2 separate regions of the Homo sapiens genome follow, and region 2 is linked to region 1. A link is a contact called in ENCODE Hi-C data. All regions are on one chromosome and are shown on one strand. The core of a region is the stretch at or near the end of the contact, and the rest is flanking DNA. Distances in the headings are between cores, read along the strand shown. Region 1 holds the start of ARF5 (ARF GTPase 5). Region 2 has its middle 43 kb from the start of MIR129-1.

What was found. A loop is a pair of places that touch in the nucleus more often than their neighbours do.
Region 2: a loop to region 1 is called in a map of Calu3, with 6 times the contacts of the local background. The contact joins the enhancer-like site here to the promoter of ARF5 in region 1. A Hi-C loop is called at or near these places in 1 of 168 maps with a recorded cell type or tissue (Calu3).

What each region holds. Positions count from the first base shown.
Region 1 is chr7:127,585,184-127,590,280 of GRCh38, reverse strand. It overlaps ARF5 (ARF GTPase 5), which reads right to left and starts at 1,870. Exons shown (of 6, transcript NM_001662.4): 1 at 1,716-1,870; 2 at 1,118-1,198; 3 at 687-796; 4 at 144-215. The coding sequence starts at 1,782. It overlaps LOC105375490 (a long non-coding RNA gene), which reads left to right and starts at 435. Exons shown (of 5, transcript XR_007060511.1): 1 at 435-525. It overlaps GCC1 (GRIP and coiled-coil domain containing 1), which reads left to right and starts at 4,685. Exons shown (of 2, transcript NM_024523.6): 1 at 4,685-5,097. It overlaps LOC105375489 (a long non-coding RNA gene), which reads left to right. Exons shown (of 3, transcript XR_007060513.1): 3 at 330-412. RefSeq lists enhancers at 544-1,169, 1,170-1,796, 1,797-2,422, 2,423-3,049, 4,567-4,616 and 1 more and a silencer at 1,544-2,033.
Region 2 is chr7:128,162,805-128,167,428 of GRCh38, reverse strand. No RefSeq gene overlaps it. Among named protein-coding and RNA genes, the nearest start is that of MIR129-1, 43 kb to the left of the region's middle. RefSeq lists an enhancer at 1-134. Within about 2 kb of position 2,693, at least 4 of the 41 ENCODE cell types and tissues checked have a DNase peak (open chromatin) inside an H3K27ac peak, as active enhancers do.

The DNA of each region.
Region 1 (5,097 bases), core at 621-3,120:
GATACACAATGTGTCTGTCCACAAAGAAAAACTTATATTCCTGGTCTTCAATGCCTGTTGGGGGCTCCCTGACTTCTATACCACTACAGAGATCACTCTGTCCCCAAGCTGAGGGCTCAGTTCCCAGGGCTCTGGGTACTCACCATCTTCTGGAGTTCATCAGCAGATTCTTGGACCCGCTCCCGGTCATTACTGTCCACCACAAAGATGAGGCCCTGGGCAGGAAGGAAGGAAGAAAGGAGAAGCAATCACTTCTGCCTGGGACATACCGTAGTGTGGCCCTTTCTGTTTTCTTCCCATTTGTAATTGTGTCAATCCTTCTCATCTAGTAAACTCTACAGAAGTTTACAGAACTCTATAGAAGCTCTACAGGAGTCATGGCACAAACTAGAGACCCCACTGCAAAGAGGAAGTAGTTTATCCAAAGATGTGCAAGGAAATAAAGACATGTTATGAGGGCTAAATCAGGCAGCCTGGTCCCAGAATCCTGCTTCTAAAGAGAAGTCCAAGCTGGGGAAGACTAAGGTGAGTTCTGAAGAGTGAGTAGGGGATAGCCAAACAGAAGGGGTAGAAGTGGGGAAGGGTTTTTTCCTTGGCCTGGGGGCCCAGCCTAGGCCAACAATTCTGTTCTCCCAGCCCTAACACCTTTTCCCGTGGGGTTAGAAAGTCCCCTCCCAACACTCCACCTGAGTGTTCTGGAAGTAGTGCCGCCACAGAGGCCGAATCTTGTCCTGGCCTCCCACGTCCCAGACTGTGAAACAGATGTTCTTATATTCCACTGTTTCTACATTGAAGCCTGCAGATAATTGGAAAAAAAAGATGAGAAAACTCCTGAAAGAAAGGAACTCACTAAAACTACTTAGATTTCAGCAGGGACACAAAACCAGAAGGCAATGATCAAGGCCCAGGGGAACAGAACCCCAGAACTGGCGGTCAACAGGGCGGGGCTAGGTCACATCCACCCTGCCTCCGGTATCCACGTAGAGATACCCTGACCCACTTCTCAAATAGCTGTATCTGGTGTCAGGGTCAGCTCCAGAAAAGTGGCAGAACTGGGAGCAGACCCCGCGAGGGCCCGCCGCGGCGCTCCCGCTCCCTGCTTCGTCCCCGGGCTCACCTATGGTTGGGATGGTGGTGACAATCTCCCCCAACTTCAGTTTGTACAGGATTGTGGTCTTGCCAGCCGCATCCAAGCCAACTGCAACGGAAAGGGGCACAGGGATGGAGATGGGAGCGAGGGAGCCCCCTAGAGACCAGGGAAAGGGAGAGGCCACAACAGCTGATGGTGACTGGGGCGGAGAGCGGGAGCGCCTCCAGGTGCGCGTCGTTATCTACCTTTGAGGCCTGGAGGGCAGTCGGGTGGCGTGAGCCAACTCCAAAGAGGGCGCGGAGCGGGAGAGGACTGGGAGGCAAGGGGCACGGGAGGTAGGCCGCGCTCGTTTTAAAAGTCGTCTCCAAGGGCGGAATCCTCCCTTCTTACCAGCCGGGCTGGGGCGGAGGGAGCTTCACCCCACCCAGGCCCGCAGCTCCGGGTGTCAGGCCCCGGGGTCGGCGATGCAGACCGGGACCCGCCCGAGAGCAGAGGCCCCGGGGCGTTATGAGGTGGGTGACTCGGGGCCAGAGACCCAGGTGAGCGGGGCTGGAGGGACGCGGGGGCGGAAGGGCTGCGCCGGGGCCGGCGCCCCGGTCCGGGCCGCGCGCTCGATCTGCCTCACCCATGAGAATCCGCATCTGCTTCTTCCCGAAGATCCGCGAAAAGAGCGCGGACACGGTGAGGCCCATGGCGGGGCCCGGGGAGGGGCGCGGGCACCGACGCGGGGTGCGGGCTGGAACTGGCCGGCCGCGGGGGGATGGGGCGCAGCAGCAGCAGGAGGAGGCTCCGCCGCCGCCTCCGCGCGTCGCTGCCCTCCCGACGTCACCGCGGGCCCGCCCCCGTCCGGGCCCCGCCCCCGGCTCTCGGCCCCGCCTCCCCCGGCTCTGGCTCCTAGGGGAGCTGAAGCTCCGCGAGTTGCCGCTGCTGGCCTGGGTCCCGTGCGGCCCTTACTTGGGAACGGGTCTAGGTCTCTAACGCGCCTGCCAGGCCTGTGGCCGCCGAACCGGCAGCCCGAGCGCGGCTGAGGAAAGGATTCATCGCTCCGCAGCGGCCCCTGCCCCCATTTTCAGTGGCCGGCCGCTGGGCTTTGGTTTGTTGCGTCCAGGCCCCTAGGGGCTCCGGTTTTAGCCCTTGGGAACCAGTAGCACTGAACGTGTGCACCACTCTCCTTTGGGGAGTGGAAGCTGCGATTAGGGGTCTTGGTCCTCCCTTTACTGCCTCATCTTCCACCGAGGGACTTGCGCGTAGTAGGTGGTCGTGTGAAGAGTGCGCGGGAGGTAGGGGAAGGTGCCCGAGTGCTAGCTAGCTTCCATGGTTCCTCAAAACGCCTACTTCCTAATTCCCAATCCGCAGAACCAGTGTAAGATTCCCGGCCTTGGGCGGCGGGGTCACAGACCCACTCCTGGGCTGTTGGAGAAGTCCACCTTCGTTTGGATCGCCCTGCGGGCCCCGCCTCTCAGTCCAGGCGCTGGCCGCTTTGCCGAAGTTCCTCACTTTGCCACAGACTTGTGGACCTGGCTTATTCTTGCACATCCATTCAGGATTTTGTGAAGATCTTGACTCCGTAGACCCAAAGAGCTTCACATGTCATTTCCCTGCCTCATTTTAACATCTGAGAGGAGAATAGCAAAATAGGAATGAAATTCTTCTGCGGTGGAGACTGGCTCATTGCCAGGCATTATTAGGCCTAACAAATGCTTGTTCAGTTGAACTGGACTGATAGATTCTCAATGGAGCGAGGGTAGGTGTTATGTCTACTCTGGATTCCCAGTGGGCTTCTAGGATCAATTGTTTATGGACTCGAGGTAAACTGAGCTGGGAATAAAAAAACCTTCACTCATTCATTTGCTTTTTCAGCAGATATTTACTGAGCACCCACCACTTGCCAGCACGTGATTTCAGGCTTTAGTTCAAATCTTAATTCTGCCATTTCTTGAGGATTTGGCTTCAGCACTCCTCATAACTCTTCCGTTATTTCATCATCTATAAAATGAGACTTGTTCTAACTTAAGGGGTTATGGTGAATCTTAAAATGATTTGATAATGTGACTGAATGTTATGTATAATACAGCTTGATGTTATTTGGGCCACTGAGAAACGGGGTCTGAACAGACCTCCAGGGCCTGCCCCATCCTGATCTGCAAAGTCTGTAACAAGGACAGACTTTGGGAAACAGGTATGAGTGAGTGAATGACTTTCCTTTTCTCTTCAGTCATAGACTTGCATCCCTAAGAAGGCTTTTACGAGGCTGAAGAGTACATTTTAGAGAGTTCCAATATAATAACAGAACTAGTGTTCACCAAGTTAGGTCAATTCTACATTTAGCTCTTTTATCAGCCTCTTTGCTTCCATCTCTGTTGTCACTACCTTCTGTTCCCCATGACTGAAAGTCTCCTCACAGGTTTCCTGCCCCTTGTTCCCTCCAACATGTCATACAAGTCTTGATGACATCCCACTTTTCAGATTAAAATCCATTAGGGCCTTACTATAACCCAAGATAAAATTTAAATGCCATAAGTTGGGTCCCTACCTATTGTGCCAGCCCCTCTGTTGTCACCTCCTTCACATACCCTAAGCTACTGAATGCTTTCTGGGTGAGTCAAACTCCGATACCCTACAGGTCTTTGCATTTTTTTCCACCTGCCTGGAATGCTAGTTTCCCTGATCTCTGGTTAGGTGGACAATCACGACTCATCCTTCAAATCCCAAAGTATTATTCCCAAGAGCCTTCCATGCCTCACCTAGACAGGCCTCTTTCCTCTTAACTTTCATACCACTTTGAATATACCCAGACATACTGGTGTGATAGCAGGACATATTTGTATGTCTGGTTCCTCACTAGATTGCGAGCTCCCTGAGGGCAAGGTCGTGTCTCTTAATGGTGTTACCATCTGGCACAGCACGTGATACGTTGAGAATCAGACTGATTAGAACTCCTAAACTTACTAGCTGTGTGACCTTGGGCATGTTACGTATAACCTTTCTGCCTCATGTTTTCATATCTGTAAAATAGTGCTAATGAGTATAGTGCTTACAAGAATTACTGTAAAGACTAAATAGCAAAACTCTTGTGAGCTCCTGGTATATAGCTGGCACTCAGGATAGACATGGCTATAGAGTGCCCTCCGTAAATATTTGTGGAATCAACTCAGCAGAACTAAGGAAGGGTACTATTAGGCTGTATGCCTACTAGGTACCAAGCACTGTGCTATAGAGGACTGCAGTTTTCGTGGTCTAAATGGGAGTCTTAATTGTTGCCTTTTAGGGACCATGGGTCCTGAGCTCCCAAATCGTTGGATGCGTCGTTCACCTGGGTGTTTGGTAAGAATGCAGTGCGACGTTGCTCTGTCGCTCGCTGAGCGTAGCCCGAGGTCAAGCTTGGGCGCTCTCACAAAACCGGTGCCACTCTGGTGTCTTCGACTTTGCTGGCTTCGCCTTTCCCAAGCCTGTTTTTTGCCGCTCGCGGCCCCACTGCGTTCTCAACAGGCCGCGCCCACCCACCGGCCGACTTGGCCCCGCCTACCTTGGGCCCACTGGGGGCGGAGCCTGCGGCGCCTCGCTGACGTCACTTCCAGCGGACACGGAAGCGCCGTTGTCGGCAGGCAGCTTTAGTTAGGATGTCGTGATGGGACCGAGCTCAGCGTAACCCTCTGGCCGACGTGGGCCGAGGGGGCCGGCCCGGGCTGCTGTGGCCCAGACGAGCGGAGAGTGCGGAGCGGCTTCTGGGCCAGCGCTAACGAGCCCTGGCAGTGCGCACCTCTGGTGCCAGTGTCGCCCCGCCTCCGGGGTAGAATCCGCCCCAGCCCTCCGGGCCTGGGACCGGGCGGCCGCTTTCGCCAGTCCGTCCGGCCGTTCCGCATTAGGTCCGGGATAACTAGGTGGAGTAGGTGTGCGGCCCGCCGCCGGACAGCCCGCTCGCTGTTTCTTTAAGCCCCCGCCTGCGTCTTCACGGCCCTCTCCCGTTCTGCTGGAAAGCTGACGTGGGGCAATCCGTTCAGACCCTC
Region 2 (4,624 bases), core at 1,444-3,943, 580 kb before region 1:
AGAACAAAGAAAGGCAAAATATAGAACCCGGCAGAGAGGGTGCGGGGGACGCCAAGACCCTCTTGCCTCGCTCGCACGCACACCCACAGACACACGCGCGCGTGCACACCACGCCTAGGTCTGTCTACCCTCGGGCGGACTCTCGGGAACCTGCTGGGGGAGGGGGTGCCCAGATCCCCCGCGCTCAAGGACAGGTCCGAGTCGGGGTTTCCTACCCAGCTGAGGGGGACAGACAAGGTCCCTCCTCCCACCCTCTACCTAGCACGGAGGCGGACACGGCCCCTCCCCACCCACACCTGCGGGCCCGACTGGGAGGAGCTGCTCTCCCAGACGGACGGCGGAGAGCCCCTGCCCTTTCTCCCTCGGCCGCTCGGGCTCCCGAAAGTGGGGGAAGCCCTGCAGGGGTCCAGCCGGCCGCCCGCCGTCCCCCACAAGCTCCTCGGCTGGGGTGGGCCAAGCCCGCCTGCCGCGCCCCCGCACCTCCTCCAGGGAGGAGGACTGGGGGACCAGTTGCTCTCGCCGGCTCCACAATCGTTTGGGCCGGGTAGCGACCGACTTTTGTGAGCGTCCTCTCTCTGCGGCTCTCCGCCGGCCAGGCGGGCAGAGTTCCTTTACTAGCTGTCCCTTCTTCCCAGCCTGGGCCCTTGACCCAGTCTCTCTCCGAGGGTGAGGAGAATGCGCCTCCAGATCGAAATGGCAAACGCGGAGCCTCGGAATGTCGGCGGAGGCGGGGAGGCGGCGCGCGGAGCCGCGGAACTCCGAGGGCGGTCGAGGGCGCGCCGGCTGGGCAGAGCGGGTTCCGCGGGCTCCCTCACACACCTGAGTAGATGCGGGAAGCAGGGAAGAGCATTTGAGAGGGCATTAGCCTTCCCCTTCCTCCCAAAGGCCGCTCCCGGGCATTGGCGTTCCCCTTCCTCCCAGAGGAACCGGGTGAAGGGCGCAGAGAGGTCCCTGTTGGTTCATTTCACCCTGGGCTTGTCTCGCCCAGGGTGAGATTTTTTCTGGCGGGGGGTGGCGGGGGGTTAGAGGGTGTAAGAGTGTGCCTGAGATTTAGGGAAACGTCCCCCAAGGTCTCTGTGCATGCACAGAGCCTACTGATGTCTTGCACAGCACGCCGTTCCCCCAGCCCCCTGACCCCAGGTATTCTCCTATTGGCCTTTGTTCCTTGCTGACCACAGAGATGATGAGCAGGCAACCACGCACTGACCTTCGTGGACAAACAAACCCAGCTGCCCGCCTCAGGTAGGAGCCCACCAAAGAACAAGTTCTGCAGAGGACATGCCTGGCCTGGCCCCCTGGGAGCTGCCTGGCCCTCCCTCTGCATGTGCCCCGCTGGTCTCGCCCTGAGCTGCAGGGGCCTCGACTGTAAAACCGGGTCATGGAGCCCACCCCACAGGCGGTTGTGAAGATGACAAGCAATAGTACCTAGAATGTGCTGAAGAAATGAGATGCCCTCTTCCTGCCCCTGCCCCTGCCGTTGTGCACGGTTCACTCAGCAATGAGTGAACCAACACTTGCCACCATATGCATATTCCCTGGAGACATATTTGGGGAAACCTGATCAAGGGACACTCGGAGAATAGTGACATTGAGAGGCTGGCCCCCAAAAAGATGGCATCTGTGGTCTTTCCCTCCATATCATCAGCCTCTGCTCCAGACTTCCGAAAGCAGCTCTCCAATGCCTTCAGATTCAGGTTCAATCAAGTGGAGATGGGGAGGGTCAGGTTATGGCTCCACCTCCCTCTCTCTGTGCTTGTTTCCCAGCAAGACATGCACCAAGGCTGCTTTGCTGGGCTCCACCGCTGCTGCCCTTCCCTCACCTGCAGCTCCTGTCCCACTGAGCTGCAGCCAAAATCTGCCTGTTTGGCCCTCTCTCATGGCAGGGACCACATGGCACTCACCTCTGTTCCCCCAGCTGCTTCTGGCACAGTCCTGGGCACAACTGACATTAATGTTGTGTCAGCAAAGATTGAAAGTCCCTTTTTTGGGAACCTACTGCCTCAGTCCATTGCTCCCATCTACCTCTCCATGTCGAAGTCCATGCAGCCGCCAAAACCCAGGTCTAATGCTGATTCCTCCGTGCAGGCCTCTCTGATCCCCAGAGCTATGAGCTCACCTACCGTTAGTCCCTGGATCATGGGGAATGGCTCTCAAGGCTTTGATCACATTGCAGTGTCAATGTGGGATGATTAGTTCTCTAAGCTGCACATCTCCCTGCTGGGTTGTAACTTCTCAGAGCTGGAAGCTGGTCTCACCCATCTCCATGTGCTCCATGTGGCCCAGCTGTGCCACTCAGGCACACAGTAGGTGCCTAGGAAGCTCTGCAATCTGCTTACTGTCTCTCAGCCGAGGGCCTGTCCTGAGATGCAGAGTGGTGCTGATGTTGATATCTCTGAAGACCTGGGCTAGGAGAGGCCTGGCTATTTCAGCAGGAGATCCTGGAGTCCACCCAGGTCCAAGGAGAGAGGCCCTGGATCTGCGCAATGAGCTGTTTGGCAGGAAAGCCAGTGCCTTACAATCACAAGACAGACAGACCCCAGTCTCATCTGGGCCCACAGAAACTTCTGTTATTCAGTGAATAACAATAAACTGGAGACTCAGTGACCAAGGGGTCTGACTCAGCCAGCAAGGATGTGGCAGCTGCCTGCCCAGCACACACATGCAGGCTTGTGACTGGTTCTCTGTGGCCCAGCCCTATCTTGGACACACTGTTGCCCCAGGTTGTTCAGCCTTGCATCCCAGGCCTGTCAGCACATTGATGGCAGCCTGTGAGTCCCAGGGGCCTGCCGGGTCTCCTCATGTAACACTCCCTATCCTCCAAGGTGGGAGTGGAGGAGTTCTCTGTGTGGGAGGGACAGCTGCACCCCACTTTGCCTCTGAGATGCTCTTCCCCAGTAGTGTCTGTGCTGCCACTGAGGGGGCCTTTGGTAACAGGCTGCTTCAGGTAACCAGGCTCATTGTGAGGAGGCACAAGGGTAGGAGGGAATTAGGAGTCCAGGTATGTTCAGACTTAGCTATCGTTGGAATGCAGCGGGGTGGGGCCAGGGGAAGGGGGCTGGGAACCTGGAATGCTGTTTGGCACTGGGGCTCTATTGACTCCCTGGGCTATCTTGTAGCTCTGAGGCAGCAGGAGCTGCAAGATGCCAGGTTGGAGTGCTGCGCTGAAGGTTGCTCATGACTCATTTGTCCCTGCCTCCTTCTGGCTTTCTCACCACATCTCCAGTTCAAATTACTATGAAGGAGAGAATCAGAATGACTCAGGTCGGCACCAGGTTAATGAGAGCCTCTGATTCAGGCCACTTCTAGGCTCCTGGGGTGTCCAGAGATCACAGCCCTTGGGTTAGACATTCCCCACAGGCCCAGTCACCTGGGCTGGAGTACAATTGAGGGGTGAGGGTTGTTGCCTGAACTGAAGTTGTCGTGGCTCCCCCATGGCAGCACTGCAGGAATGGCCACATTTGTGGAAAGACTTCTTTGATGTGTTGAGCACCTTGGCTGTCTTGTCCAATCCAATCATGCTCTGGAATAGGTCTTAACCTCTCCTTCTATCAGCAGTCTGCTGAGATCAGGATGTTGTTGATCACATGGGCCATAGGTTTCATTGCTGAGCTGAGCTCTTCACACCAGGCCTCCCATGGGGCTTGGAGGCAGCTGATCTCACTATATGACGCTGATGGCAATGGGGCCAGAAGGGCCAATGACCTAGTGAGGATCCACAAGGCTGTCTCCCCAGAGGCCACTCTATGTCCTACATCAGCCCCCACATAGTTTGCAAGAATAGGCTCAGCCAGGGAAGACCCGGGACCTCCTGTTGAACATGGGCCAGGAGGAGAGCCCCCCAGTCCCCAACCAGAGGCCCTGTTCTGAGCCCCACAATGGCAAAGTGACTAACTTTGGCAACAGAGTCAAGAAGAAAGAGCCTGGTCAGGAATTAAGAGAGCTGGCTTCTGATTCCAGGACTGCCATTAGGTCCTGGTATAACTCAAGATAAGTGATGCTCCTTCCCTGCAATTCCTTTCACCACCTCCTTCATACACTGGAGGAAAGGGATCATCAAGCAGAGTTATCAGCACAGACGTGGAGACCTGGCAATGACCTCGACTGCAGTGGAAATTGGCCCAGCCAAGGAATCAATGGCCCTCAAATCCAGGGGCTACAGGTGGGCAGATGGCCGAGTGAGATACCCTCTTGGGATTTGGCTTCTGGCTGGCTGGGCCTCTGGTGGCCACAGACTCTCTCCTTTCCAACAGACCCTCCATCTGACCCCTTCTTTGCCTCTCTTGTCTGGCAGCGAAGGTGCTGCAGCCCCCCAAATTCTTCCTAAGAATACAACTGAAGAGCCATTCATTCAGTCATTCAACAACCTCAGTTGGCCCAATGTCACTTATGCTGAAATTGTTCCTCTCTCAATTCCTCTTCCGTGACCAACAAATTCTAACCCAGGCCCTGCCCAGGCTTTTCTCTCAACATTTCCCAGCTCATAGGTCCAAACGTCCCTAGAGGCACCATCATTCCATCATCATCCTGCCACTTTCCAAGCTTGCATCTGAGAGGCATGCAGGGCCCTCTCCACACTCCTCTGCCATGCTGATGCCCCTGCCCCTCAGTCACAATCTGTTTCCCC